2 separate regions of the Homo sapiens genome follow, and region 1 is linked to region 2. The links are chromatin loops, found by intact Hi-C in ENCODE. Cell type or tissue: gastrocnemius medialis. All regions are shown on one strand. Links, peaks and the distances in the headings refer to the core of each region. The heading gives the core; the rest is flanking DNA. Region 1 overlaps LOC105373175 (a long non-coding RNA gene). Region 2 has its middle 190 kb from the start of LINC01281.

What was found. Hi-C counts contacts between places; a loop is a spot of excess contacts. Peaks named below come from ENCODE experiments on the same cell type or tissue, not always from the same donor. Only the 100,000 strongest peaks of a DNase experiment are listed, where the experiment ranks them.
Region 1: a loop joins it to region 2, with 4 times the contacts of the local background. A loop is called at or near these places in 4 of 110 quality-filtered maps.

The regions. Positions count from the first base shown.
Region 1 is chrX:39,241,032-39,243,953 of GRCh38, forward strand. All of the region lies in intron 2 of LOC105373175 (a long non-coding RNA gene), which reads right to left. Among named protein-coding and RNA genes, the nearest start is that of LINC01281, 85 kb to the right of the region's middle. In gastrocnemius medialis, for the core only: a CTCF peak has its summit at 1,371 (motif pointing left); no DNase peak of the experiment used is centred there.
Region 2 is chrX:39,139,531-39,142,452 of GRCh38, forward strand. No RefSeq gene overlaps it. Among named protein-coding and RNA genes, the nearest start is that of LINC01281, 190 kb to the right of the region's middle. In gastrocnemius medialis, for the core only: no CTCF peak of the experiment used is centred there; a DNase peak (open chromatin) is centred at 1,241; H3K27ac peaks cover 1,286 bases.

The sequences.
Region 1 (2,922 bases), core at 222-2,721, 100 kb after region 2:
CATTGAAATCAGTAGTCCAAACCATCCATTTTCTCAGTGAGATATTGTGTGGCCTCAGAACTGCTAAGCAGCCAATCTAAGCCTAGCACCCAAGACTCCAATAGTTATTTCACAATTTCCAAAGCCAAACACACAAGATTTTTATTTTCCAAATTATAATTCTCTTCAATGAGCACAGATAGTCAGCTATGTCTGAATGTGGAAAATGCTCTTTCTGTGTTTTCCAGAATGTTGGGTCGCCTTTCTGATGAAGCCAAGGTGGGGATTCAGAGCTGTGTATCTGTGGGAGCCAAGGCCACTGCCCACTCTCTCACCTCTAAAAAGATCCAGTGCAGGAATCAGCCACAAAGCTGTTGGGTCTTCTTCCCTTCCCCTCTTCTCCCTCCCGACCCTGGCCATTCTCACAGGCTATAAAATGTCCTCTTTGTCGTACAAAGGAGAAATCTTTGATGTCTTCTTACTCCTGCCTTAAGTTTGAGCTCCCATCCCTAAGTTTTTTTTATAGAAGGAAGGAAAAGTCATGGAGTGATGGTGGGAAGGGACTTTAAAGTACGATGAGAAGTGGGTGTGGTGGGATCCCACCACCATCCCTTTTCATCTAACGCATCTCAAGTGCAAACTTTGTGCTTGGCACCAGGGTGATAAGGGACATACATCATCCAGATCATTAAGAGGTCTTGGGTTTGGGGAAGAGTAGGGAGAGACATATGTGAACATGAGTTTCATAAAGTATCATAGATACTATGAAAGAAAGACATGTAGGACCAGAAGGTATGGTGGGGGGCACAGAGGAGAAAGCACTCGGCTTCATCCAGGGCCAGAATTATCAAGAAATGCTGCTTGGAGGAGGTGGTGCTTGATTCTTGAGCTGAAGTACATTAGGTCATGAGAAGCAATATTTTAAATGATTTTTCATTTCTCACAAGTGTTGACTCTGTGATCAAAGATTAAGTAGCACCGAAGGACTGGCTTGCCAATCCAAAGACTCCTTATATCATTATCTCTGTGAGTCAAGATGTTCCCGGTTCTAAACAATGTGTAGACAATCATTAGAACACAGGGTGTTCTTTAATTTTTTACTGCCTGTGTTGTGCAAAGAGAAACCCTGCCCTACCTGAACAATACATGGTATGAAACTGCAAAAGCACGATGTAGTTGACCTTGGATGCTTTCAGGTCTGAACAAGTGTTCCCCTGTTTGGGACCCCATGCTTGCTTTCAGCTAAGTGCAGTTCTCCTGGAATAAACTACAGATGAAAGAACACAGTTGGTGGAAATTTATCACCCAGGAGAAATGTGACAAGGGAGGCTCCCCCTAGCCTATTTGTGGATTTGTTTATACTCCCTCTGGTGGCTGATTCAGACCTGCATGTTCTGTCCCTTTGACCTGAGAAGCAACCACACCCTACCTGATTCCAGAAGCCCTGAGTACTGGGATTGTGGCCATGTCCGCATGAGCAAAGGTATGAAGGTTCAGCATTGGTTTGGGTTTGGGTTTTAACTAGCTATTGGCTTTGATGTTTGAAAACTCTTGATTTAAATTAATATATCTTATTCTTTTTGTGCCTAGCACACAGTTTGTGCTATATAGCCTTGTGAAACTTCATAGGATCATAGACTTCAGGCTCCTGCTATAGTTAGGTTCTTTTAGGTTTCAAGAAGCAACAACTGAGTAAGCTTACAAGAGTACCTCAGTGGGATAAGGATACTTGTGTCTAGGAACCTTTGTATAGCTAGGCCTTGGGAAATGCAAAATTGACAAAAGGTTCAAAGCTGGTGAGTATATAACCCTTAAGAGCAGGATTTCTGGGGCTCAACAAACTCCTATGTCAGTTCCATTCCCTCCCTCCGCAGACTTTCTCATCATCTACCAATCCCTACCTTCCAATTTCTGCTTGCTCATACTTCTTGCTCATCACATTGACTTGCATAGGGCCCATCTTGTCATACGTGACTTCTCTCTACCTAACGGCTTTTCAACTTTAGCTCCCTTCGCAAATAGATCCCTTCTCTTGGTGTTTCCTGAGTTTATATTTAATAAAGGGGGGAAGCTAATCAGCTGAATTTGTCTCTTAAAGCCAGGCCATGTCAGATCATGTACTGGCTGCCTTGGGTCAGGGTCCTGCTCCTGGCCGTGAATGGGCTTGTCTTTGAATGGGCCAGAGGCAGGACAACCACCATAATTGGAGTATATAGTACACACCTGAAAAGAACTTTGAACTCCTTCAGGTCATCATATGGGGAAACTGGTACCCCTGAGAGCTGATGCAGTGTACCTAAGATTATACACATAACCAGGGAGTGGTGATGGTAGGGTGAGACCCCTGATTTTCCACACACTGCTGAGGTCACCTTTACACTAAACTGCATCATCTGTTATGTTGTCATGTGGAAGGAGTGTTTTCATGCATAGGCATCTTTTTACTCACCTATTGTGCTTGCAACCTGGGGACAAATAATCTCTTTTCTGCCTCCCTCCGTCTCCCTACTCCCTGTTCAGGCATCTTTTTTTTTTTTTTTCCTGTTAGAATTTATTCTTATTAGAAGCCGTGGCTGGTCTATGGGCCAGTGATTTCAAAGCCACTAAATTCAAGCTAAGATTGACAGTGAAGTGTTTCACCAAGTAAGTTTCATTCAGAAAAGGGAAATTATGCAGCAAACTTCAAATGAGAAAACTTGATAAATGAACCAAATTCTAAGTTGATGAGGCCAACTAGAATGTAGGTAAGTTGTCAACTGAAATATTTCACCCTTTATTTATCTTTGGCTGAAGATATTAGAACAACACTTTGGGGTCACCCAGATTTAGGACACGAAGTAGATGCTTTCGATAGGCCAGGCTTGAATTTGGATTTAAAAGTCCATACTGCTTTTGGTTTTTCTAAGACTTGCTTACTAGAAAAAAATTCTATGAAAGCCCTGA
Region 2 (2,922 bases), core at 194-2,693:
TGTGTTCTTTATTGCCAAATGTGTCATTCCTGTATAATTTCTTATCACTCACTGCAAGAAAAAGGTAGCAATGCTGTTATTACTCACAATGCCATGGCTCTTTGGAACCTGTTTATATTGTAACTCTATAGATCTTCTTGCCTCTTCAGTTCCCTCATACCACATATTCCATTTATTCAGAGCTGGATACTTTATCCATGTTGCCACGTCATCCGTAGTGCCACCCATGAACACTGGCTTCCAATGACTCTCTCAAAGGTCATCAACTGTGCTTTGTTGATGATGATAACAAATGTAAGTCTTAGTGAGTATGCAAGAAAATGCAAATAAGTTGCTTTGTGGTCTTGCCAAAATTACTGTTTAAGCTGGGTGCAGTGGCTCATGCCTGTAATCCCAGCACTTTGGGAGGCCAAGGCAGGCAGATCACTTGAGGTCAGAAGTTCGAGACCAGCCTGGTCAACATGGTGAAACCCCATCTTTACTAAAAATGTAAAATATTAGCTGGGCATGGTGGTATGCACCTGGGATCCTAGCTACTTGGGAGGCTGAGGCATGAGAATCACTTGAACCTGGGAGGTGGAGGTTGCGGTGAGCCGAGATTGCACCACTGCACTCCAGCCTAGGCGACAGAGCAAGACTCTGGCACACACACAAACAGACACACACACACACACACACACAATATTGTTTAGAATGTTATAGTTTATAGAACAACTCATATTCCACTCATGTCTCTCCTTGATCTCTTTAGGCTGTCATCATTGTATTTCTAGAATGTAATCTCTTTCAATGATGACCTCCACTCTTGCCTTGCACACATCACCACCAATAGGGAGGCAGATAGGTGAGGAACCCATGGACAGATAGAGTAGAGCAGTATCATTTGGGTAAGGAATGTCCATCTTTGTCCTGCATAGCTTGAGACCAGTCCAAAAGAGCACGATGTTACATTGATTGGAGGCAAGAAAGGACATCAATTAGGAGGGTCTATTCACATTATGGAGCAATAGTCTAGGAAGCCCTTGGAGGAGATAGGCATGCTCACCCCTGGGGGACCAGTGATGTGAAGCCCAAGGAGGAGGTGGGGTGACCATTCTGTGTGCCAGCTGTGGGAGGCACACAGCACAAATGTAGCATTGTAGTTCAGGACAAGGATAGATGATAACCGACATGTGGCTGGCACTCATGGCACATGGCTTGCACTCAAGCCCTTTGGCAATGAACCGTTGTTAACCCAGAGTCCTGAAATCACCCAGTGTCCTATGTAAATGAGAGTTAGTCACAGTCAGTGTGTCAGCACCATTCTGGCAGCCCAGTCTCTGTGATCCTGCAAAAGAAATACTGTGCTGGCCCACAGAAAGCATCAGCTCACCAGACTGCCCTCTGGAACCAGTCCCAGGGCAATCCTATAGACAAGAGCCTCAGATTTTCTCAGAGGATCCGATCAACCCCTCTCAGGGGATTGAGGGAAGATGTCAATCATTGGAGAGTGACCCAACGAGGTAAAATAGGGACCAGGGCTCTTATAGGTCCTCATCTGGACTCAGGAAGCTCCATCTAGGTAGAAAGCACTGCCAGCCCTGGTCCCAAACACTGAAAGGAGACATAGAAAATATTGAGGTAGGTGCTTCCAATGACCAGGACCCATATGGGACCAGGCTGGGGAGAGGGGAGGCCATGCCCAGATGGTCCTGTGGGCTAGTTCAAGCCTCAAAGGGGTATTTAGAAGAATTTTTAGGAAGGAATTCCAAAATACAGAGCCCTTTTGGGCACAAAGATTGGAACAAGGGTCCTGCTTGCCTGGGTCTAAGGCCCACACTGGCTTTGATTACTAACCAGTTCTCTTGTTGAGAAATCTAATGACTAGGCTCTAAGTGAGATTTTTACTACATTGCTAAAGTATCTCCCAAAGTTTGGGAATCAGGTGTCTATGACAGTTCAGTTCCTAGGCCATCCACAGGCCCAATGCTGTGTGGACAGGCACTGGGCTGCTAAATGGATGCACCATCTAGAACAGAATTGTTTCTTGCACATTCCTTAGGGAAGTACATGCAAGACCAATGGTCAAAAGAAATTCTCCCAAAGGGTACATCTCTGAATAAGTTGTGCTCTCACTCCACAGAGCATGGAGTCTTGCTGACTGCCTCTGAAAGGTATACAGCACAGACTTTGATCCAAAATCCCTTGTATTTTATTTTCCTTTCTCCTCTTCCCAAAACAAAGAAGCTTTATATTGTAGTTTCCTTATTTTCCTTCACCACTCTATATGGGGAATATTTTAGGTGGTTAAATGTACCATCTGGATTTGGAGTTTTCTTCATTTTCACTAATATCTAACTAAAATTGAGCATTTCTTTCAAATATCATTGCAGGCAAGAGGCTGAGGTGGTATTAGCAGTACTGGTCACCAGTGAATTGCAGATATTTTTATATCATGTGAGACTTGTGGTAGATATCTCATAATGCCATTCATGGTCATCACTTTTGAAATTGTAGTATTACTGGATTTACTACTAGATCTTGCTATTTAATGCATCAATCAAGAAGTACATACATCTCTATATCATGAATTTGTTTTATAATGTTTTGCGAAATATATTTCAAGCATATTTTATTTTCTTCGATTAAATACATGATTCTGAAAAGGGATCCATAGGCATCACTAGACTACCAAGTAGTTTATGGTACAGAAAGTTTAAGAAACCCTGATGTAGATGGAGGTAACTGGGCTATAAAGACCTACATTCATATCTGCCCCCAGAAACAGTAATCTAAGACTTGGATTTGAACTTAGTATCTGGAAAAGACTTTGGCTTCTCTCCCTCTAGGAGGGGAGTAAATACACATTTATTGTATGTGGGACTGATGTATTAAATGGGGTGGGGACATTTTTAAAGTAATGTATATGAATTCTGGGTAGCC